Linked DNA regions of Homo sapiens: regions 1 and 3 are each linked to region 2. A link is a loop called in an ENCODE intact Hi-C map of the cell type or tissue named here. Cell type or tissue: heart right ventricle. All regions are shown on one strand.

Region 1 (8,000 bases), 64 kb before region 2:
AAAATGCATCCACACCATGAGCCCAGCCTTGTGGCTTTTCTTTCTAAACCACTGTATAATTATTAGATATTGAACACAGCAGGTACATAATAGACATTTATTGAGTGAATAAGTGAATAAAAACTGTAAGCTTATTTCAAGTCAATTGAAATCAGTTTTAAGTAGCTAATAATACTAAAGTACTTTCTATACATGTGTCCATCCAAGTCCTTTCTCAGAGGTCAAATAGTCACTCTAGCTCACTGACCATTTTCATAATTCATTCAATAGTGCTATTCCCAAAATGCAGACCATGAAAATATGGCTTTAAAAGTCCACAGGCCACAAGAGACTTTGATAATCTCAATGTTTCCCTGTTTGCAATTAATGGAAACAGTATGGGTAATACTAGTGTTGCCATTATTCTGATTTACTACACAAAAATTACATTTTGCAGCATTAAAAAAGTTGCCACCAAATTCAATGTAAGAGTTTTCTCTCATTCCTTTTTGTGGTTGTGTGGGGGTCAAAAAGTCCTGATAGATAACGGTTTCCGGTTAAAAAGGTCACTTAGCTTTTATCCAAAGTGAATAAGTCATCTTTTCAAGTATAACTGGTTATTTTCTAACGTTACCAGCTGATGCTAGAATCTTTTTAAATAGTAAAGAACCTCCAAAATTGCAAACAAAAGGAATATAAACTATATCAACAAAAACCAAAGAAATCATATTTTCCAAATAATAGAACAATGGAGAAAAATTAAACACATGTTTAAACACTCATTTTTAAACAGAAAAAGTTCATCAATGCTATTGGGTTATTTTTATTTATTAAAGCTCTGTCAAGTTTGATAACCACTATGTGATAAATCTTAAACATTTAGAATGTTCAAAAAATTATTGTCTGTTTAAGGCCTTTTGGTGAGACTGAAGCCAGTAAGAATCTGGGCATTTTGATTTTTCTATAAAATTACTTCATCTCCACTAGAATACTGAATTCTATTAACTTTTCTTAATATGTATTTTTTGAAAGATTCAACAAACAGGTATCTATTTTTCTTTCTGTTTCATGTAATTGAATTTTCAGTAACAATTCATCTATTGTATTTCAAACCTTTTAGGTAGAATAATAACTGAGAATTATATTAAGGAGAATTGGGAAGAAATTCTTTTTCTAAAAGTGCCATTGAATTTACTTGGGGACTAAAAGGACATAATATGTTTAATTCTTGATCAGATATTAGAAAAATAATTTGTCTATAGCAGTATAAGGGTATTACTGATGTGAAGAGAATGTAGTTTTTTAAAAAGTTCTATTTCTAATTATAGGAGTAATGCCTTCACAAACAATTGCTATACATGTATTCTCCTGGCTCTGCAGTCTAAGATTTAACCAAGTGAGAATTTCATCCTTGTTATTCTTTCAAGTACTTGGCTCCTACAGAGCTGTGCTGAGGGAGCAAAAATAGCTGATAAGTAAAGTGACTGAAATTCTTCTGTGATGATATAATCCAAGTTCTCTCTGTTGCTGGGCGATATACTCTCTTTGGGTATAAATTAGAGGAATAGTGACTAGAGATTCTTTTCTCTGTGTGCTATTATTTTTTAAAGTAATTTACGTTAGGGAATTTTGTTTTCTTAATTTACTTTTGACACCTTACTGTACTCTGAATACTACTTTGATTTGTTATATGACTTTATACATTCAGTTTTATTTTCAACCAAATGAGGTTGGTTGAATTAAGGGTTAGAATAAATAGGGCATTTATAAAAAATGGTCCATTTATCATTTCTGAGCTACTCTAATATCTGTGGTTGAACACATAAACCTAAGCTATTTCTTATTAGCATAAGTTTAATGTATGCAATTTCTGACTCATCAGTAAGACTCAGTGTGTTCTCTAATTTTTTATATTTCTGTAACACATATTAGGGTCCTAGACAAATATTTTGAACTGCTCAAACACATACTATCACATACTGTTTTATATTGTAGTTAATTTACTGCATAGAGTGTTTTATTTAACAATGTACTAATACAACAAACATAGTATATTTTTTATTACATGCTGTATATAAAAATTATTATTACCTGGCAATGATTTAGACCACTTGACTACTGAAAGAAGTTGCCTCTCGCCTAGTTGATTAAGACTTGTCAGCAAAGAACTGGAGGTGTCAGGTTTTGTGTTGTCATGTCCTGCATAGATCACATCTGGTTCAATGCTCATTAACAGGTTGATCAGTGGTGGAATCAACTGTATGTCTTGACCTGGTGAAAAAGTGAATCTCTGGCTTAGGGCTTGGCTTTCATTTGGAACGCCCACTGGCTGTGGGAGAGCAACAGCATCCAGTGCTCTCACAACTCTGACTTTATTGAACTTTTTAAATTTTCGACCTACAGAGAAGAAAAAAAAGAAATTCATGTAAATATATATAAACTCCATATCCCAGTATAGTATTATTTTTCCTAAGTCTTAGAATCATAGCATTATGCATTTTAGCATCAATCGAATGAAATAGAATAAAAGTGTTAGATATTAAAATTACAAAAAATAAATTAAAACATGTAACTAACTCTTGATTAAAAAAAATTTAGGCCTCAGACTTGGATTAAATAATTAGTTACATCAACAATCACTGGGTGGGTGAGGTGTGGGTAATTATACCAGTATTCTGCAGGGGTCATGGAGCTTTTTAGGAGAAGATATGAATAAAAAGACAAAGAGTTTTAGTAGCGACTACGCTCAGTATTGGTCCATATTCTGATAGAACAGCCTTCCAAAATCTAATGCTACAGACTACATTAATTGAAACTTAGTCTATAGTGGTTGTTAAATCTTCTTTGAGGTTTTGTTCTTTTAAGAATATGTTAAAAGAAAAGCATTTGTTTGCCAGCCCCACAAAATCTTTTTATACAATTTCAGTAGGTTCATTGATCCCTTAAAATCAATCCAGCTCTACTTTTATGAGATCTAAGACTCAAAATTAATAATCCTTTTTCTAAATTAAGGAAAGAGAAAGTTTATACCCGTGCTGGTCAGATCACATTTGTATTTCTGGATGATTTCTGGAGTTTCTACTTTGATGAATTCTGATATGTTAGGGGAAAAAGATGGATGGTGAGATGAGTAGAATCTGCTTTATGAGAAATGATTGAAGGAGAAAAGGATGCTTATTTGGGCTGCTGGTAGTTCACAGACGCCTTGAGGAGAATTAGAGAAAGTTGTGGTGATGTGATATCAGGCTGGATTCAGCCCCACCTGCTTTGTGCCAGGCAAGGGCTACTTATCAGTATGAAGTAGCTGTTTAGCCAAGGGAAGGCTGATACCTGCAATTATCTAAGCAGAGGTTGCAATCTGCTGGCTCTAGTATCTGATCATGCCCATAGATACATTTTGTTTGGCTCAGACAATGCTGACCAGAATTATGAGACCATCCGTGAATTACTTAGGTGGCAACAATCTGTTAAAGTTTAGTTGCAATGGTTGCTTTTGGATGGGGCATGTGTATTCCAGTTTTTCCAGTTCCCTCCACAAACTGGTGGTACGCCAATGGTCTCTTTTCTTAAGTCTTGTCACTCTAGCTACTTATTTACCTGGTCTCTGTAAACATTTGTCTCTGAGATTTCTGAACTCAGGGTATTGTCATAAAGAAAAAGGATTATACTTGTTCTATAAAGCCCCAAGGAATGGCCAGGCATGGTGAGCTCATGCCTGTAGTTCTAGCACTTTGAGAGGCCGAGGTGGGCAGATTACCTGAGGTCAGAAGTTCGAGACCAGCCTGGCCAACATGGTGAAACCCCGTCTCTACTAAAAATACAAAAATTAGCTGGGTGTGGTGGTGGGCACCTGTAATCCCAGTTACTCCAGAGGCTGAGGCAGGAAAATCACTTGAACCCAGGAGGCAGAGGTTGCAGTGAGTCAAGATCATGCCATTGCACTCCAGCCCAGGTGACAAGGGAGAAACTCCACCTCAAAAAAAAAAAAAAAAAAAAAAAAAAAAAAAAAAAAAAAACAGCCCCAACGAGTTGAGCTAAAACTTGTAGGAGATGGGAAAACAAAACAATTGCCATGGTTAAAAAACAAAGGGGATTCAAAATTATTTGCAGAGATCAAATGAGCTTTCTGGGGGAAGGAATGAGTCACAAAGGGAAGGGAAGGAACAGTTATGGAGTATATAGCATATGCCAGGAATTGTGTGTGTGTGTGTTTGTGTCTAAGGGAAGATAATGTTAAGAAGAGGGCTAAAGTTTCCCTGTCCATGACTATAATCTTCAACAAAGGCACCACCTGTTTGTCACCTTTATTTATTTTTTCCAGTGTCTTTTGGCAATACATGTCTGCTAAATGAATGAAGGAATACATTATTGTCTTTTCCATCTCCCACTCTGAATATCTTGTCTTTATTATCTGTTGCTGTATGGTTTGCACTACATAATATTGTTTCAGTCAATGACAGACCACATATACAACAGTGTTTTCATAAGATAGTATTTTTTACTGTACTGTCTCTATCTTTAGATATGTTTAGGTACACAAATACTTACCATTGCATTACAGTTGCCTACAAAATTCAACAGAGTAACATGCTGTATCGGTTTGTAGCCCAGGAGCAATGGGCTACACCAAACAGCCTAGGTGTGTAGTAGGCTATACCATCTAAGTCTGCGTAAATGCATTCTATGATGTTCAATGATGAAATTGACTACTTCATGACACATTTCTCAAAATGTATCCCTACTCTTAAATGACGCATGACTGTTTTTGTTGCCTTCAGAGAACATAGCTTCCTCCACCAGGCTTGCTGCCCTGTAAGGATAGGGGCTAGGTCCATTTCACTCACTAATGTAGATCTGAAGCTTTATAAACTGCTAACTACACAGTGGACTCCTGATAGATATTTGCTAAGTTATTAAAGTAGTTGTTTTGACCTAACATAGCTTAAAAAAGAATATGAGAAGAGAGTACTAAAAAGGGAATGTGAACAGCAATGTGATTTTTAAAAACCACTTTGTTGTTTTTTTATATAGGATATTTGTTCAAAGAAGTTATTCCTAACCTTTATGCATAAGAACCATTACTAAGTAATGCAAGTAACAAATAAATCTGTAGAACTTCATATAATTGTACTCTTAGCATTTGTTGATTGAGAAAATAAGACAATGGCAAAAAGTACTCTGAATTCAGTGACTAGACAATGGCAAAAAGTACTCTGAATTCAGTGACAGTTTAGAATGACTTTGTATTATATTTTTGCACCTCTGAAAAATAACGACACCTGGTATTTTGGGTAATCTAAGCAGAGAATAGGCATGTGGGGTCAGTGGTCCCCCACTCCCCTGCCCGCTGCATTGACATCAGGAGATGACAGGCATGGGAGCTTTGTTGGCTGGAAGGAGGGAAGATTTGGGCTGAGACGCTGGGGGTGAGCAAGGGGGGATAAGAAAGCGGATGGACATGGTGGCTGAATAGTTGTCTCTCATTCAAGCTGATGGATGAGGTTTTGAGGGATTGAATCAGAAGCAGAGGTAATGATTTGGGGGAGGCTTAGGGGGAAAGAAGCTCCATTTGGAGAATATTTTCTTTGTGGCCAATCTACAGTATGGCTACCCCTGTACTCTGCCTTCCCTCCTGTTACAATTCATACTCCTGACATTTCAATACCAAATCTTAGTCCTTCTCACCCACTCAGGGACTTTTCTCTGAAATCATTTGCCCTCTTGTCTGCATCCTCTAATAGTCCCTCTCACACATAATGTATTCCGTGGAGAAATATCACTCTCTTCATTTCCTCTCCTCCAATTCTCCCTTGAACCTTCTCCAGTCAGGTCATTCCTCTCCTTATCCCAACCAAATTATTCTTGGCAAGGCCTTCAAAGATTTCTAAATGTCAAAAAACAATGGCCAATTCTCAGTCCTGGTCTTAACCCGGGTAAGTACTTAACACATTGATCGTTTCCTTCTTCTTTTAACGCTCTTATTCATTTGGCTTCCACATATTTCATTCTTGTAGTCACTCTTTCAGTCTCTCTGTCTAGCTCTTTTTCATCTTCTCAACTTCTAAATCTTTGAGTACACCAAGCTCAGTCCTCAGACTTCTCTTAGATATCTATGCTCTTTCTAGGTGTCTGCATCTAGTTCTATGTCTCTAATATCATCTAGACATTAATGATTACCAAATTTACAGTCCTAGACCCAGCTTTTCCAAGAAACTCTAGACTCAACTATGCAACTGTATTCTCAGCATCTCCACTTGTATTTCTAACAGACCCCTCAAATTAATATGTTTAGAGCAGAACTTTGATGCATTGGTCCAAACATGCATCTTCTAGGTTTGTAACTTCATTTACACACCTGCTGCTCTAGCCCCAAACTCTAGAGTCATTACTGATACCTCACTTATTTTCTCACCTCATATCTAATACATCAGCAAATCCTAGTGGATAACCATGAAAATATAACCCAAATCCAAATACCTGTTTCCACTGCTTGCACCATAATTTATGTCCCCACAATCACAGTTGGACTATTGTAACATATGCTGGCTGGTTTCCCAGCTTTCACTTTTTGTAGACTATTTTCTATACAACTTTAAAGACTTAATCAGACTATGTCATTCTTGCTTGATATTTTCAGTGACTCCTGATCCTACTTAGAATGAAGTTAAAATTCATATCAAGCTCTACAAGGCCCAACTTACCCTTGCATAGATGGTCTCTCTTCTATTCTCCCTCATGCTCCACCCATATTGATGCCCATCTTGCCCTTGAAGTGTGTTTCTGCCTTGGGGTCTTACACTGACAAGTTCCTCTGCATGAAATGATTTTTTCCTTGGATATTTGCATGGCTTGCTTCCTCACCTAATTTATATTTCTGCATATCGCCTTATCAGATAGCTTGTTTTTATCTATCCTATAGATATTTATAACATATATACCCAAAATACACAAAGAATTCCTATAAATCAGAAAGAAAAGGCATGAACAGATATTTCACAGAGGAAGAAATATATAGATGACAAAATACAACAATATGACTGACCTCATTATTAACCAGAGAAATGCAAAGTAAGACCACATGAGACATCATCTACCTAAAACGGCAAGGACACAGAATACAGGAACACACAAAACAATGAAGAGCTGCCATGGAGTGTAAACTACTACTACTTTAAAAACAATCTAGCATTATCTAGTAAAGCCCAGCATGAGCATGTATTACAGTCAGAAATTTCATGCCCAGGTGTGCAGGTTACCTACAGAAACTCTCACACATGAACCACCAGAATACATGTAAAATAATGTTCACAATTGAACTGTAGGTAAAGCACAGCAAATATCAAGTGGAAGTACATGTCAATACATGAGAATAAATAAATGGGAGATACTCATACAATGAAATCATACAGTGTAGGAAAAAACAAACCAGAATAATACAAATCAAAATAAAAAACACAAATATAATATTAGGCAGTAAGATCAAATTGCATAAATATACATAGCATTTCTATGGAGTAGAAAAAAACATCTCAAAACTAAAAAATCTATTAGTGAGAAATACATAGATATTAAAAAATCCTACAGAATAATATAAGAAAATGACCAACTCCAAATTAAAGATATAGAGGTTTCTGGAGAAAGATAAAGAGGAATGTGATAAGGAAGAAATATGCAATCAATTTCAAGTGTAGTGATAATATTCATATTTTCTTAAGCCAACTGAGTCCAGAGGTGGATGTTAATCATATTGTTTCTATATGTCATTTGCTTTATGTGCATTTTTTTATGAATAAAATATATTAAAAAGTATGGCTTATTCTTAGGATACAAAATCAATGTGCAAAAATCACAGTCATTCCTATACACCAATAATAGACAAACAGAGAGCCAAATCATGAGTGAACTCCCATTCACAATTGCTACAAAGAGAATTAAATGCCCAGGAATACAACTTACAAGGGATGTGAAGGGCCTCTTCAAGGAGAACTACAAAACACTGCTCAAGGAAATCAGGGCACAAA
Region 2 (8,000 bases):
AGCTACTAACTAGTTTTGTGACCTTTGGAAACTCATATTTATGTCTTTGAGATTTGCTTATCTTTCAAAAGAAGGAGCTGGGGTAGGACAAATTGGGCTTAAGAGGATTCTAAGGGAGTCATTCACTTATAAAATTATACTATCCTTAGGAGACTTTAAGAAGAGAGGAAATCATATTAATGCAGAAGGCAATGTTTAAGAAACCAGAACCAAAGTCAGATAAAAATGGTAACTCCAATTACCCATTGGAAAACTGACTTTTCCACACAAAGAACTTCCAACTGTAACTGTAAATAAATAATGTCAATGGGTAAGAGCCACTATCAGTTGCCCTATTTTCTCAAGTACCACTTTTAACACTGCCTCAATTAGTTTAAAATGCAATCAAACCCCCTAAAGCTGAATATGTTCAACATCAGTAAAATACATTCATCTTTTGTGAGAAAAAATCATGTTCTAAAAATATACAAAGCAAATATTTGTTATGAAGAACTCCTTTGAAAGCTCCCTTAAAGTGAAATTTCCTACTACCTGCTTTTCTGCTTGTAAGGAGAGGGCTGTTGAAACAAACAAACAAACAAAAATCCTCAGAACAGGAAACAAAAAGCCAACATTCAGATCCTTGGTTCCTTGTCTAGGTGTGATCTCAGCACTCCAGAGGGAATCCTAAGCTTCATTTTACATAGTTATAGAATACATTTATTGCTGGTATTAAAATATGAAATCTTTCAATGTATTTTTATCTTCAAATGTAAAGATGTTTGGCTGCTTAGACTTTAGGTAGAAAGAAATTCAAAAATATTTTCTTTGAAAGTTAAAATCTGAAACACTATGCAAGTAAATCTGAAATCATTAAGCATGTAAGTTCAATGAGTTTAAAAACATGAAAGTTTTACTTAAAGCAAAATACTTCTTTAGAAATTATGTTACTGTGATGTCCAGGTTTTTTATTTTAAACTGTTTAATCCTGTCCTCTTATACACTTACAAAAATATACTGAACAAAAAGAGAATTCAAAAATTTGTTTAGAATTACTTCTTTGTAAATATTACATAAATATTCATGTAGTCAAAAGACAGTATCATGTAGAAAACTGCATCATATACATGTTGTGATATATGTTCGTGTATGTACAAATATGTATACGCATACATGTACATATGTGTCAACTACCATTTTTCTTTTAATCAAAATTTTAAAGTACTGCATACACATATACCTACATAATAGATATATAAAAGTACTATTAGAACAAAGCTGTTTCCTCAAAGCTAAGCAGTTAAGGAACAATAGTAGCACTGTCCTCAAGATTTTTATGACTTATGTCTAATACTGAAAGTGTTAGTCAAAGAGTATGCAATTATAGTACCCAACCACATTCCATTTTGAGTATCATAAATAAAAACATATTGTTAAAATGTCATCATATATTTTAAATTATATGGAAATATCACCATTTCTTATAAGAAACAAGGAATAATTGAAATCTATACAATATTAGATGGTCTCCATTTACAATTAAACCAATAATAAAGGATCAGGGGAAAGGAGCCTACCTTCCATTGCCCTCTTAAAGAAGACCTTACAGCTCCCACAGGTAAGGACACCATAATGACAGCCTGATGCTTCATCCCCACAGATTAAACAAATCTTCTGAGGTAATGACTCGAAGCTGTATTGTGGGCTCTGGCTGGCTTCTGAATCCGGCCTTGAAATGCAAAACAAAGTACTCCATTTATTTTTAAGTGCACCACTATCTAATACTAAAGGTTTCTTAAACCAGTATTAACAGGGTGAAAGGAGATTTTAAAAACAGAACTGTATATATACACTTGAAAGACATGCAAACTAAACTTGGTAATAGACTATCCGTAACTGGATTCACCATACTTGCAAATGATTAGCCATTCATCAGTAGCACCAATATAAAAGAACAATAATTAGTGTATAATATTATGTCCTAGAAAGTTAAAGTCGGTTAAAAGGAAATCTTTCTACAAAACTCTTTATATAGAAACAATTTAGTCTTTGACAAATGAAATGTTATGTCCTTCCTGTCTGTATGCTGGGTCAAAACAAATATGGTTTGGCTTTAAAAGTTCGATGGTACTTTGCAATGTTTTGGTTTTGAGTTTTTAAAACACAACCCTGTAATCATTGCTTACTTAAGCAAGTATATGTTTGTCATTTTAAAGTATTGTCCAATACACTGACACTGTTTTGCCTATTCACAACATAAGATTCCAAACAGAGCATTCTTTTTTTACATTCCATTACTTCAGTATGCAAAGTAGTGTTTTTTAAACCTGTATATAAAAAAAATTGTAGTGAATAGCAAGCAATAATAAGAAAACGGTGCAATGCAGTGACAGGCGTTTAAATCCACAGTTTAAACATTTCCCACGTGAACTTAATTTTAATCTTGAGATTCTTAAGAAAACTGAGCCACTGAAGTGTTCAAATCCCTAAGATGGTGCTGCTTTCGGTTCTGGCCGGCCACCTCTCAAGTCCCACCCCTCCCGGGGGAACGGTGCCTTAACTCCTCTCCAAGACAAGCACTCCTGGTAAACGTCCTTCTTCTAAGAAAGAAGCATTTCATAAAGCCCCCAACTCGCCGCGCACTTTCTGCCCCACTGGGCTACAGCGGACCTAGTGTGACGCTGCACGTTTTAAATCGGGGTTGGTTCTGCTTCGGAATCTGGAAGATTCGGAAAGTTAAAAAACAAACAAAAAAACAGCTTTCAGGGAGGCACGCCCCAAAAATAGTATATTCTGCGCCCACCTTCGTGTCCCCAAGAGTGAGGAGAGGAGGGAAGAAGAAGGGAGGCAACTGCCCCTGTGCTGTGTCCCGCTGCCCACCCTCTCCGGCCGCCCCGGGGAGCGCAGCGGTGCGCTGGGGCTGGGGCTGAGGGTTGGCGGCCGCCGCCGCCAACGGAACCGCTACTCCCGGACGCGCTGGGCGTGCCCCGTCCCGGGCCCTCACCTCAGGTAGTTGAGATAGGGCGGGTAGACCTGCGGCAGGCCCTCCTTGAGCACGGCGGCCTGGTAGCCGAGCTGCGGGAGCCCGTTGAGGCCGAGTGCAGGGTAGAGCGCGGGGGCCGCCCCGGCGGCGGCGGCAGAGGCGGAGGTGGAGGGCAGGCCGTCCCGCGGGAGCAGGCAGCCGCTCGCGCCCGGCGCCTTGCAGGGCGGCGGCGCGAACGGGCCCTGCTGGGGCGGCGCGCCCTCCGCTTTGTACAGGATGCACTCCAGGGTCGACCCCGAGGAGGACGCAGACGAGACTGAGGCACTGGCGGGTGCGGCCGTCACCGCCGCTTCCCCGGGTCTGGATGGGGTCGCTCGCGGCGGCAGCGGGGGCGGTGGCCCCAACGGGAAATCCGGGAAGGCTGCGGGGTTGGCACCGGCCACAAGGTAGGAACGCGGGGAGCGCGCGGAGGCCTCCGCGCCTTCCTCCTCCTCCTTTATCTTTAGAGCGGGCGGCTGGAAGTCGCTATAGAGAGGGTACGCGTCGTCCTTGGGCTCGGCGTCGGGCGGGTACGCGCAGTCGGGGAAGTCGCCTACAGCGACCGGGGTGGACGAGGCACAGGGTGAACTCCGCGGCGGGGCAAAGGCGCTGGCAGCCCCGGCCCCGCCGTCGTAACTTTCGTCTTCCAGCAGCTGCCGAGTGCGGGCTGCCAATAAGGCGTGATTGAGAGGCAGGATAGGCACGTGGATGAAATCCATCACCGTGGTGGCCAGCGGGGAGCGCCCGGGCGCCATCGGCGCGTCCTGCTCCACCAGGGCGACCCTGGGCGCTGAGAAGCGGGAATCTTCCTTGGGGACCAGGGCGACGCCTCCTGCTGCCGCCCCCGGCGGGACAGCCGCGGCTCCTCCTCCAGCCGCCGCGCCACCCAGAGCCCGAGGTTTGCCCTTCAGAAGCGGACCCGCAGACTCCTCGGACTCAGAGCCATCCTCCTCCTCAACCTCCACCGCAGCGGCCTGCGGAGACGGCTTCACTGGGGCCCCGGACCAGTGAGGGCTCTCAGAGGCCGGGAGCAGCAGCTGCCGGGCTGGTGACAGGCCCCGGGGCAGCACTTTATGGGCAGCTGCCGTCCCGGAGCTGTCTCCAACCTTGCACCCGGACCGGCTCATGAGCGGGGACAACACCCGCTGGGTGGCGGGGGCAGCCGGTGGATCTTCGGGAAGTTCGGGGCCAAACAGGCACCAAGAGCTGGTGACCTCGCAGGCGGGAGGGCTGGGTTGGCTCTGCCCGGGACCTGAGGGCGCCAACAGAGTGTCCAAGACACTGTCCAGCAGTCCGCTGTCCTTTTCTGGGGGACTAGAACTGCTGCCTCCAGCACCCCTTGTAGCTTCAGCTCTGGAATATGCGCCCTCCACGTCCGACAGCGACTGCTGGTCCTGCGTCTTTTCGTCGGAGGGGTCCTGTCCCTGGCAGGGCCGAGGGAAGAGTAGCCCGTCCAGGGAGATAGGTATGGCCGAAACTTCAGGCAAGGTGTCCGAGGTCTGGCTCCCCGGGAACGGACCTGCGGCTGGGCGACACAGCAGTGGGGATCCGACCTCGGGGGAGGGCGGGCCGCCCGCCACGTGGGGAGCCCGGGGACCCTTTGCCTTCAGCTCAGTCATGACGACTGGACTCCCCTTTTCTCCTCCCCCGTCTCCAGGAGGAGGGAAAAGGGAAGGAGGAGGGGGTTTCGGGAATATAGGGGCAGAGGGAGGAGAAAGTGGGTGTTGAATGTGGCTGGACCGGAGGGATCTCCACCTCCTGGGTCGGGGGCGGGGGAGGGCGGCGCTGGTCAGCTCCTGCCCTTGGCCTCCATCCTGTCGTCAGGGGAACTGTGGCTGTCGTTTGTCCCAGCGAGCGGCAAGTGGGGAGCGCAAGAAAAAGTAGTAATTGTTAGGAGATCTCGTCTCCTAACTCGGGGAGTTCTCCAAGAGAGTTCTCCAACTTCTGTCCGAGGACTGGAGACGCAGAGTACTCACAAGTCCGGCACTTGAGTGGCTGCGGCTGCGACGGCAATTTAGTGACACGCGGCTCCTTTATCTCCCGACTTTTTCTCTGGCATCAAACTCGTGCATGCTGTGAAGCTCTCAGTCCCTCGCTGAGTTCCACTGCCCCCTCACTAAAACCCTGGGGCTAGTCGGACCTCTCGGTACAGCCCATTCCCAGGAAGGGTCGGACTTCTGCTGGCTCCGTACTGCGGGCGACAGTCATCTCCGAAGATCTCAGATCCCAGTAGTGCGGGAGCACTAGCCGCCTCGGGTTGTAGATTTCACTCAAATGACAAGTGAAGCTAGTTCTCATTGAGAATGCCACCCACACGCACAAATACAACAAGGCTTACCCCGATTAGTGACAGCTGTGGACTGGCCAGACAGCTTTCTAACAACGCCTCCTCCTCTAGGGAGGCCCCGCCCAAAGCCCCTCCCTACCCCAATTACCGGTAGGATCTGAAACTCTGGAGTTGGCATTTCCACCCGTTATTCTGAATGCTACTCTCAATAGCAGGTTCTTTGGGATGGAACCTCATAAGCATATTACGTTTTGTTTTGCAAATTAAGAATTATGCCCTATCTAATTGGAAAAATGAATAGATTCTATCAGAAGTAGAATTTTTGTCACCATTTTAAGATTTCAGTTTTGTAAAGATTTAACACAGAGGAAGACATTTGGCTACATTATCTTTTAAAATAATAAATGTATCAAGGACGATACTAAATAAGAGATTCTCTCCCTTATGAGTTCCATAAAAGTGAATGCTTTCAAGTTTCTCCTGCTGCGACCAACATGTCCTGCTCCTCTTGAGTATCCTCAGCGTGACAAAGAAATTTGGGAGTGGGAGATGGTAACACCTCTGTATCTATGATGGAAGTTTGGATGTTGTGTGCCACACTTCGATTTGTCTTAAGGAATGTGTTCCAATTTTTAGTAAATAGCACTTTAAGGAAAGTTTCCTTTAGCTCCAGCTTATACAGTGTGCTACATCATAACATCCTCAGTAGAGATGTTGAACAGTACTTTTTACCCTAAATATTCTTAGTCTGAAAAGTAATTATCTTTGAGCTTATAAAATGGATCCCCGCTAAATTCATGAAGTCAGTAGAAAAAGGGAAGAATATTGCAATATATATTTTAGATACACAGTCATAAACTGTATTTGACCCAAGACCATTGGGTATTTTAACATCATCTTAAATATACCTTGTTCAAAACAGAGTGAATGATTTGCAAATTTTCTTGTAGGACCTCAAGGTCTAGCTGTGCTAATGACTCATAGTTTATCTCAACCATGTATAAAGAATGCAGAAGACTCCAGAAGGTGGGGGAGCCACTAGAGGTAAGGAGCCTGGACCCCTCGATCATCTGGGGAGGGGCTATATGAGTGAGAAACAAACCTTTATCATGTTAGGTTACTAGGATTTGGAGTTGGTTGTTCTAGTAAATAGTTTACTCTGATTAATTTTAGATATGTGGAAGTTAGGCAGATAGAGGAAAGGTAAAGAGAATTCTGGGAAGCAGGTATAGAATGTTCACCGGGCATCAAATGGCAGGATATAATATGGCAACTGCAAGGGGACCATTATGAATAGAACAGGAGCAAGTGTGGGCACAGAAGTATATGAGACTAGAGAAGTAAACTAATTTATTAATATCATTATTGTTGTTTTCAGGCTTTCTCTTTCCAGCCTATCTTAAAACAGTTACCATGCTTTATTGAGGTGTAATTCCAGTATCATACAGCTCACTCAAAGTATCAGTTCATTGATTTTTCATGTACTCAGAGTTGTGCAACCATCAGCACTATTAATTTTGTAACATGAGTATGACTCTAAAATCTCAATACCCACTAGCAGTTATTCCACATTTCCGCCTAAATCTCCCAGCAGCCACTAATATGCTTTTTGTACCTGTGATTTGGCTATTTTGGATCAAGGTTCATCCATGTTCCACATGAATCAGTACTTCACTCCTTCACTCCTTTTTATTGACAAATAATATTTCATTGTATGGATAAACCACATTTTATTTATCCATCTCTATCAGTTGTTGGACATTTGGGTTGTTTACACCTTTTGGCTACCATGAAAAATCCTGCTAATGAACATTCATGTACAAGTTTTTGTGCAGCGTATATTTTCCTTTCTCCTGGATATATGCATAGGAGTGGAATTGCTGGTTCATATGGCAACTCTAGGTGTGGTCTTTGGAGTAACTGCCAGACTATGGTTCAAATGATTGTACTTCTTACATTTCCACCAGCAGTGAATAAGGGTCCTAGTTTCTTCACATCTTTGACAACATTTTTTATCTGTCTTTTTTGTTATAGCCCCCCAAGTGTGTGAAGTGGTATCTCACTGATTTATTTATATTTTCCTGATGGCTAATGCCACACAGTGTATAGAATTTGTAAAATCAGGACAGCATTGCCAGGTAGTCTTGTAAGCCTTTTACCTGTGTTAACTGTAATCCTTCAACAGTCTCACAAAATAGGTACTGTTATCCCAATTTCATAGTTGGGAAAACTGAGGCACAAGGTTACCCAGTATTATAAAGTTAAGTACTGTAACCCAAACCCAAGACATCAAATGACAGCCTTCTTAGGAGTGTGATTTTAAATGTCAGATGCCATATAATTTGATTTTCCGGTCGCTGCTGTAAAATTGGCACTTGGCCTCATTTTAAATCTGACAAACTATATTTGGCTTGATTTTGGTTGGTTATAATAATTCCCTTGTCAGAATGTCTGGGGAGGTTGTTTCCAAAAGATTGAAAATCTTGAAGTGGGAAAACAACAATAAAGATGTCCAGCATGTCCTAAATCACCATTATTCCATAAATTTTGATGCTGGGTGATTAGCATTTTTGGCACAGGAACTTCCCAAATGTATGAATCTTTGAATGAACAAAATTCACTGATTAAATTCAGGTGTGATGGGGCTAACTTCAAATATTCCTGAAGACTGTTTTTGGAGAAGAGGATTTAAATGTGGAAGTATTTTTTCTA
Region 3 (8,000 bases), 150 kb before region 2:
ACATCCATCTCTCCGCTGAAGAGACTGCCACGCATTGACTATAAGCCAGGTCCCTGCTCTCCTCACTGTTTTAAAGCAGCTTCTTTCTCACTTCCATCCTACGCCCGCATACCTGAGTCCTCACTGATTTAAACAAGCTAGTAGAGAATGAGGAATATGCAAGGCAAAAGTGGGTACTTCTCATCAAAGGAAATGATGCAGAACTGTAAAGGCTGGTAGGAGAAGGGTACATAGACATGAGTAGAAAGTGGGTGAAGAAGAACAATGGAAACCTGGCTAAACAAGTAAGCAAAAAAGAGAGATAAAAAGTTTCTCTCCCTTTCATTTTGTTTTCCTGACATTTGCTGAGAATTTCCTAATGCTCTCTGAGCCATTACTGGATGTCTTTACATGAGTTATCTCTTTTAAGGTCTGCAGTGTCCTTTGGAAATGGGTAGTATAAACCACATTTTAGAGATGACGAGAACTGATGCTTTTCTACCGTTTCCAACCTAGGGTTCTCTGACTACAATTCTGTGCTCCTTCTGTTTTACCTTCTCCATTTTTAATATGATGGCATTCTTCCTGACATTTTAATTATTCATTAAAAGTCCAGTAAGACATTTTACTAAGCCTGTTTCTATAGGAACTGTGTCATAAATTCATTAGTTCATCCTTTTCTCTGACAGGAACCTTTTGGTTGCAGAGCATGTTCAATGTACCTTATCTCTTTTGGTTAGAAATCCAGTTACAGTGGTATAGGCAAATATATTTGTCAGTGTGTCTACTCCCCACTGTGTGTAGTTCTGCCCATTAAGGGAAAGAAATGTTAAGCCAATGTATTAGGGAAGATGAGAGAATATAAACTCCATTCTTGGTGGAGGAAAGAGAAGAGTTTCTCTTTTGTGATTGTACCCATAAAGTAGAAATTCAAATGATTAAAGTGTGTGTTCTATATTAGGTGTAAAATGATCTTTGAGATAATCAAATGGCTTGGCTCTGGGAGAAGAGTTTGTCAATTAAAGAAATAAGATAGATTTTTTAAAAATCTAGCTTAGAACATCAAGGAATTTTATAGAGTCTTCCAGTAAATATAGAAACTCTTTCAATTCTTTTTAGTCATACCTGATAGTCTTACCTGTTCAATTAGAACATATCCTCTCTGCCTTGCCCTCCATGATTTGAAACAAGATGTAAATCTACAGATTTGTTTATTGGCCATATTTTCAGAGTTTGCCCTTTTCACTTTACAGACATATGTTCACATATTAAAAAAATACATCAATAGTATTATAATTAGTGTTTTCTTAGCTAAAAGAATGAACAACAGTTCTTTTGTCATGTTGATTTGATTCTTTGCATCTTCACTCGTGGCTCCACAGGAGTCAATAGCCGTGCTGCTGGGAGCAGAGTAGAGAGAAAATGTTCCTTTTACTGCTCCCATGGTTTTCTGAGATAAAAAGGATGAGGATAGTAAGATCCCCAGAGGAAGTAGCTATTGGTTAATTACAGCCTGGTACTCTGTAAGCTGGAGGTTAGATCTAAAAATCTCATTGACATTAAAGGTTAAAACAATTAAAATTCCCTTCTAATTTTGGCAATGGTTCTCAACCATTTTTTGTCTTGTTTAACTGGCAATCATGAATTTCACTTTGAGCAGAACTGAATGTGATTGACTTCATGAAACTTGCATTTTAAATCATTTTTCAGAGTGGCAGCAAAAGCTCAACTGTTTGAAAATGTTGGTTCACCTAAACCAGTTTCTTCTGGGCGGTAAGTTCTCCAAACCCTTAAATGCATCTAAAAAAAAGTGGTGACATTGTTGCTTTGTATTGACATGACACTCTCTGTGACAGCTCCGCCTCTCCATTATGCAGATGGTCAAATTTAAGTCCACTGGCCCTTCACAGGAAGTCATGTCTGTAAACAGCATATATCATCTCACATTGTTATAGTGATGTCTCATTTGCTGAAATCTTCACAGTAGAAGGGCTCTAAACAAACACATTTCCTAGAAGATAAAAATTGCTATAATCCTTTATACATCTTTGATGACAGTCATTTTGGGACCACTTTTCAAAAGCATGTTCTTGATTTTTAAAAGTTATATAACTTTTTCTGGAGGAATCATCATGAATATCCATGGAAAAATATGGTTATCCTTAAGGATCTCAGAGATGTTGTAGAGTTAATTGCCCAAAGCGACTCTGTTTTTAGAGTACATAATTTCATTAGGGGTTCTCAGATTTTACATTCCATTCCATTATTAAAAGGATATGAGTTGTTACATCTTGCTTCTACTAATGTGCTTGCTTCTAAAGTTCCTACTTTACTCTTCTTGCTTTCAAATTTATTCTTGATCTACAGTGGGCTTCGGTTTTTAATTTGAATAATGGAATTTCATAAAGTCAGAGGCTTTTCATTATTTTTTTTTTTTACTATCAGCTGCTAGTACAGGTAGGAGACACTCAATGCCTATTGTTGAAAGAGCATATAAATGTGAGAACTTGAATAACAAACCTTGATTTTTCCTTTAGATGTACGAACACATTTTTGAGCATCCAATGTCTGGCTAATTGAGGCTGTGAAGGAAAGGAATCACAGATACTGTTGTATAGTTGTTGTATAGTTCCTCTAAAAGTTATTTAACCAAATAATTTTTATCAACCTGTAAAAGTATATGGACTTTTTCAGCAAACATTTATAAAGTACCTAGACAGTACTGGGCATGTGATAGTTATTAAGAATAACAATAACAATAACCTTCAAACTCTCTTTGGTTTTGTTCAAAGCCCAGTAAGGGCCCTCATGTATTAGGTTTTTTTAACTGCAGAGAGTAGAGCCACTTTGGTATCTTCCTAGAATAATGGTCAGTGCCTAGCATTTAAATAGCTGAGCCAAGAGCATGTGAACCTTACCTCTGTCAGCAGTGTCTTTATCTTCCTTTTGACCGAAGCATGGTGAAAACTAAGCCCCATGCATGTCACAGCAAACATCATTTCTCTGAGATTGTCTTGATTTTTAGGCTTTAGTGTAAGGGATTTAACCTTGCTACTTCTTCTGCCATGCTACGTAGTTGAATTGCTCACTAGATGGAGCCCTTTTATTAGGAAGCTCTAAAAAGTCAGCCTGTTAAGTAAAAACTCAGGTAATCATAATCAAAGAGGTAATCCCCGTAGAGCTTTAAGAAAACAAGCTATGGATGAAGTAAATCAGAAAGCTATCATATAATAAAAATACACTCAGATGTTCAACAGTCAAATCATACTTCTTTTTCTTCTTCTTTTTTTTTTTTTTTTTTTTTTTTTTTTTTGAGAAAGAGCCTCGCTCTGTCACCAGGCTGGAGTGCAGTGGTGCGATCTTGGCTCACTGCAGCCTCTGCCTCCCAGGTTCAAGTGATTCTCCTGCCTCAGCCTCCCGAGTAGCTGGGATTACAGGTGTGTGCCACCATGTGCAGCTAATTTTTGTAATTTTAGTAGAGACAGGGTTTCACCAGGTTGGCCAGGCTGGTCTTGAACTCCTGACCTCAGGTGATCCACCCGCCTCAGCCTCCCAAAGTGCTGGGATTACAGGCATGAGCCACTGCACCCAGCCAACTCATACTTCTTTAATATGTTTTTGCATTCTGAATACTCTAAATCAACTTTTAGTGGGGATCAGCATAAACTTAGAGCTCACTCAGCTCTACCTTCAGAGTTACAGTCTGTCAGTTCACAACACTTGTGATTTGTGTGACAACTTTTCACTGAGGCACAGGGGAACATGAATGAACTTTAGGTCAGACAGACCCTAGTTCAAATTTTTAGGTCACCACTTTCTAGTTCGTGTAACCTCAGAGTTACCAATGTTGGGGAATCTGTTTTCTTTATCCATACAATGAAGATCATAATTCTCAGCTTGCCACATTGTTGGGAATGTACACAATACTGTGTTTGAACATGACAGGTGCTCTGTAGATGGTTTCTACATTAATAACTATTATCATAATTATTGTTGAAACTGCTTGCCTAAGACACTCAAGCCTCTGATTAATATATTAGTGGTATTTAAACACTAACTCTTAACAGTTACCTGATATTCTTTTGTACTCTTAAATAAAACTGAATGACTCATAGAAGTTGAGGGAATTTCCCTGACCTTCTACAATGCCTGTCTCATTTTTGTTTTTTTCCTAAGGAGCTCAAGGTTACCCTTGAATTAGACCTTGAAAGAGATAGAACCAGTAGAGGCAGTAGGAAGACTAGCCATATTTTGGAAAGAGACCAGTTGGGAGATTTTAGTGGATGGCCTTGAGCCACGGAAAAGTAACCCCCCCAGCATTGCTGCAGGCACTGCAGGTCATTGAACACAGGGGTGATCTAATCTATGATGCACCAGAACAGATCATTTTCCAGCAGGTTGTGAAGGGGAGAGAACAGTCAACCATTTAGGATGGAACTGGTGAGATTTAAAAGGCCTTAATCAGGAGAGTAGCAAAGGGATGAAAAGCTATAAGGAGATTTTTATGAATAGGATCAGGATTGGGCAGCTGTTTTGATATTGGGAATCAGAGACAGGAAAAGAAGTTTCCAAGTCTCTGAGACAGTGTTGGAAAGAATGGTGGTTTAGCTTCTGATCTTAGCTTGTGCATATGTAGGAGGAAGGGAAAATTTTGGCCATAGGGTTTGAGGAGGCTGTGAGGGCCAATGAGAGGCAGTTAGAAAGGTGCAGCTGGAACCAGGAGACAGCATGGAGTTTGATGCCATTTAAGAAACTTCTACATAGCAATTACTCTGTATAGGTGAAGGTGAAGGTACCTAGCAAGGAGGCTTACTAAATGAAAAAGAACAAATGGCCAAGCATTGGTCTTTGGGGAATGGTTTTATTTAACGTTCAGACAGAGAAGAATGGACAGGATGAGAAGGCATGACCAACAGTGGTAGAAGCTGCAAAAAATGGTTTAGGAGATCAGGAGAGGACACTGGTTTTAACTCCTAAGACATCATTGGAGATCTGTAAGAAAGCAAGTTCACTGGAATGGGAGGGACCATGCTGCAAGACTTGTTAAAATGAAGATTCCAGGGTTTTGCCATAGACCTTATAAACCACAATGTCCAAGACTGAGGCCTCGGGAAGCTGCATTTTTGTCACCCTCCCCAAGTGATTCTTATGTACATGAAAGTTTGAGAACCTTTGGAATAGAGAAAAATGTCATAGTGCCCGGCACAGCCCTAAGCAGACATTGGTTATTTACAATTGTTTTCCTTAACCTATAAAATCCCTTTAAAAGCCAAATGTAGCTAGGCTGTGTCTTACCATTATAAAGGCATGTGGAAAATAGTATCCTTAAAACCTTCACCTGGGTCTCAGTTATACTCAGAGCAGAGATCCACTTTAAAGTAGTATAAACAGGCAAGCTATACAAATATGTTTTGAAGGCTGAATTGAGAATTAAGAGCATAAATTGAGAATTGAGTGTCTGGTTCATTGTAAACAATCAAATGTTTCTATTATCAAATTTTAAAAGACAAATATTTTGCTTAGAATTACAAAGGACAAAAAGCTCAACAAAGTTACCTTGCCCAGTGAGTTTGAGTTTTTAAAAGGCTATAAATCACTGGTTTAGAACACAGTTACATATGTAAGACACACATAAGATGCAGAAATCACCATAACACCCATAAGCAAAAAAATTTGTGATGTTTAAAATAATAATTTAATGATTTTCCTTTAGAAAATGTGAAAATTAATGAAGAAGTAAGTTAAAACCACTTATAATTTCATCACCTGAAGAAAACTGTTAAAATTTGGTGCACAGCCTTCTAATCTCATCCGTGGCAGTGGTTTCTCAAACTTCTTGATCTCACAACACCTTTATAAACTTAAAAGATCTTTAAGGATCCCCAAAGGGCTTCTGTTTTTATGGATTATATTTATTGATATTTACTGTATTGGAAATTCAAACATAACATTTTAAAATATGTATTTATTGAAAATAAGAATAAGCCTATTACATATTAGCACAAATAACATAATGTTAATGAAAAATGATATTTTCCTAAAGAGTTGAACTGTTTTACATTTTTTCAGATATCTTTAATACCCAACATAATACAAAATAAATGAATTGTCATATACATTCCATTAGCTTCAGAGCAATGATATCTTAGGCTTCTGCCTGCCCCTCTATCTCCCCTCCACAGGTTCCCTTGACCACCTTTTGAAAACTACTCCTCTGTGATAAACACACAGAAAAGGACACATGGGCAGGGATGCGGGGATGGTAGGGGAGTTCACTGTATTGTTGCTATCATAGTGCCCAACACACAATAGATGCTCAATAAAATTGTTGAATGAGTAAATAAAATGCACATTTTTAACCTAAAAAATACTTTGTTACTCACTTTTTCACTTCTTTTTCAATGGAATTGCAATATATATGTCTTTGACACAAGCAGCTTTAACTCTACAGGCTCAGGTGGAAGTTTTTAGCATTGAGGCATTCAGTATTACTTAGATATTCAAGCTGGAAACAGCCAGTGTTTGTTGGAAAAAAATCTTTGAAAAGAACATGTAATTAATTTTAAGAAATCTGCAACTAGGCTGGGCATGGTGGCACACTCCTGTAATCCCAGCACTTTGGGAGGCCAAGGCGAGTGGACCGCCTGAGCCCAGGAATTTGAAACCCTGTGTCTGCAAAAAATATAAAACATTAATTGGCACGGTGGTGTGCACCTAATAGTCCCAGCTACCTGGGAAGCTAAGATGGGAAGATCACCTGAGCTCCGGAAGTCGAGACTGCAGTGAGCCATGATTGCACTATTGCATTCCAGCCTGAGCAACCCAGTGAGACCCTGTCTAAAAAAAAAAAAAGCAAAAGAAAGAAAAAAAAATCTCCAATTAGTGCCAAAGGAACAAATGCAGTGCTTATTGGTAAACTGTCATGGGCAATTTAGGGTTCTTGCCAAGAACAAATTTGTAAACTTTTTGTCTTACGCATTAACATTGTTTCATTACATGAGTTCTTCAATAGCATTATCTATAGTTGCTGCCTAATACTTCATTAGATTGGTGTGCTCTAATTTATTTTTAAGTTCTCTACTGATGAATACTTAAGATTGTTGTGATTTTTAAAAATTTCCACTTTTATATATAGTATTGCTTTAGTATCTTTCTACCTCCGTGCACTCCTATTCCCTTCAGAAGTGAAACCGTCAATAGCATACAAAATGTGTGTATTTCTCATTGTTCAAAAGGCCTCCTGAAGACATTGTATCAATTTTGATGAATTTTTAAAATTTCTCTTATGTTTAAGATAAGCACTGGCAAATTTTGCACACTGACCCAATCAAACTTTTGTTAAGTTTCCTCATTAAATGCATTAGACGGCATTTAGAATGAGGAATGAGGCTGGTGGGCAGATTATTTTTCCAATGATAAGGGAAGAAATGGCTTTCAGAACTGTGCCATTACCTCACTCTCCCAAGCAGTAAGAGGCAGGATTTTCAAAATCTTTTTCAAAGAGAGATTAGAATCTTCTGAAGAGAGATACAATAGGTGACAGTGTTATTTTCACATCCTCTTCAATACACCAAGACAGTAAAAGAGGAAGCGTTAGCACCTGAGGAAACTTCACTGTTACAGAGTCTACATTAAATCATCAAAGCTCTCTGCAGAGTTAACACCTGCAGTTACAGATCTCGGCAGAAGAAAATTCCGTCTAGTCAGTGCACAGATAATTGAAAAGTCATGACAGGTAGTATTTTGTGCTGTGTGATTTTGACACATTTAACAATATGTATGTCTTTATTTATTTAGCGATATAATTATTCTGTATGCTTTTCCCCTCCCTCAACCAGTCCCATAAAATACTATAAATACAAGTAAGGAGAACATATATGTCTAAAATATTAATTACAAGATTTGGGGTACATTTTAAAGTGTAGTTTTGAAAATTAGGTCATTGTAAAGAATATTGTAATCACTTCTACAACTTCGGAGATTGTTTCCTTATCGATCTCTTTATAATTTGTCTTAATGGT

What was found. Hi-C counts contacts between places; a loop is a spot of excess contacts. Peaks named below come from ENCODE experiments on the same cell type or tissue, not always from the same donor. Only the 100,000 strongest peaks of a DNase experiment are listed, where the experiment ranks them.
Region 1: a loop joins it to region 2, with 2.0 times the contacts of the local background. A loop is called at or near these places in 3 of 110 quality-filtered maps.
Region 3: a loop joins it to region 2, with 2.4 times the contacts of the local background. A loop is called at or near these places in 12 of 110 quality-filtered maps.

Annotation. Positions count from the first base shown.
Region 1 is chr11:101,060,377-101,068,376 of GRCh38, forward strand. PGR (progesterone receptor) reads right to left here. Exons shown (of 8, transcript NM_000926.4): 4 at 2,071-2,376. Among named protein-coding and RNA genes, the nearest start is that of PGR, 65 kb to the right of the region's middle. In heart right ventricle, no CTCF peak of the experiment used is centred here; no DNase peak of the experiment used is centred here; H3K27ac peaks cover 2,331 bases.
Region 2 is chr11:101,124,451-101,132,450 of GRCh38, forward strand. PGR (progesterone receptor) reads right to left here and starts at 5,363. Exons shown (of 8, transcript NM_000926.4): 1 at 2,984-5,363; 2 at 1,557-1,708. The coding sequence starts at 4,620. It also overlaps PGR-AS1. In heart right ventricle, CTCF peaks have their summits at 3,842 and 4,048; DNase peaks (open chromatin) are centred at 2,831, 3,111, 3,801, 5,141 and 1 weaker place; H3K4me3 peaks cover 4,858 bases; H3K27ac peaks cover 3,741 bases; H3K27me3 peaks cover 1,012 bases.
Region 3 is chr11:100,977,298-100,985,297 of GRCh38, forward strand. It overlaps ARHGAP42 (Rho GTPase activating protein 42), which reads left to right. Exons shown (of 24, transcript NM_152432.4): 22 at 1,690-1,752. Among named protein-coding and RNA genes, the nearest start is that of SNORD13I, 47 kb to the left of the region's middle. RefSeq lists enhancers at 872-1,440, 1,441-2,007. In heart right ventricle, a CTCF peak has its summit at 3,064 (motif pointing right); no DNase peak of the experiment used is centred here.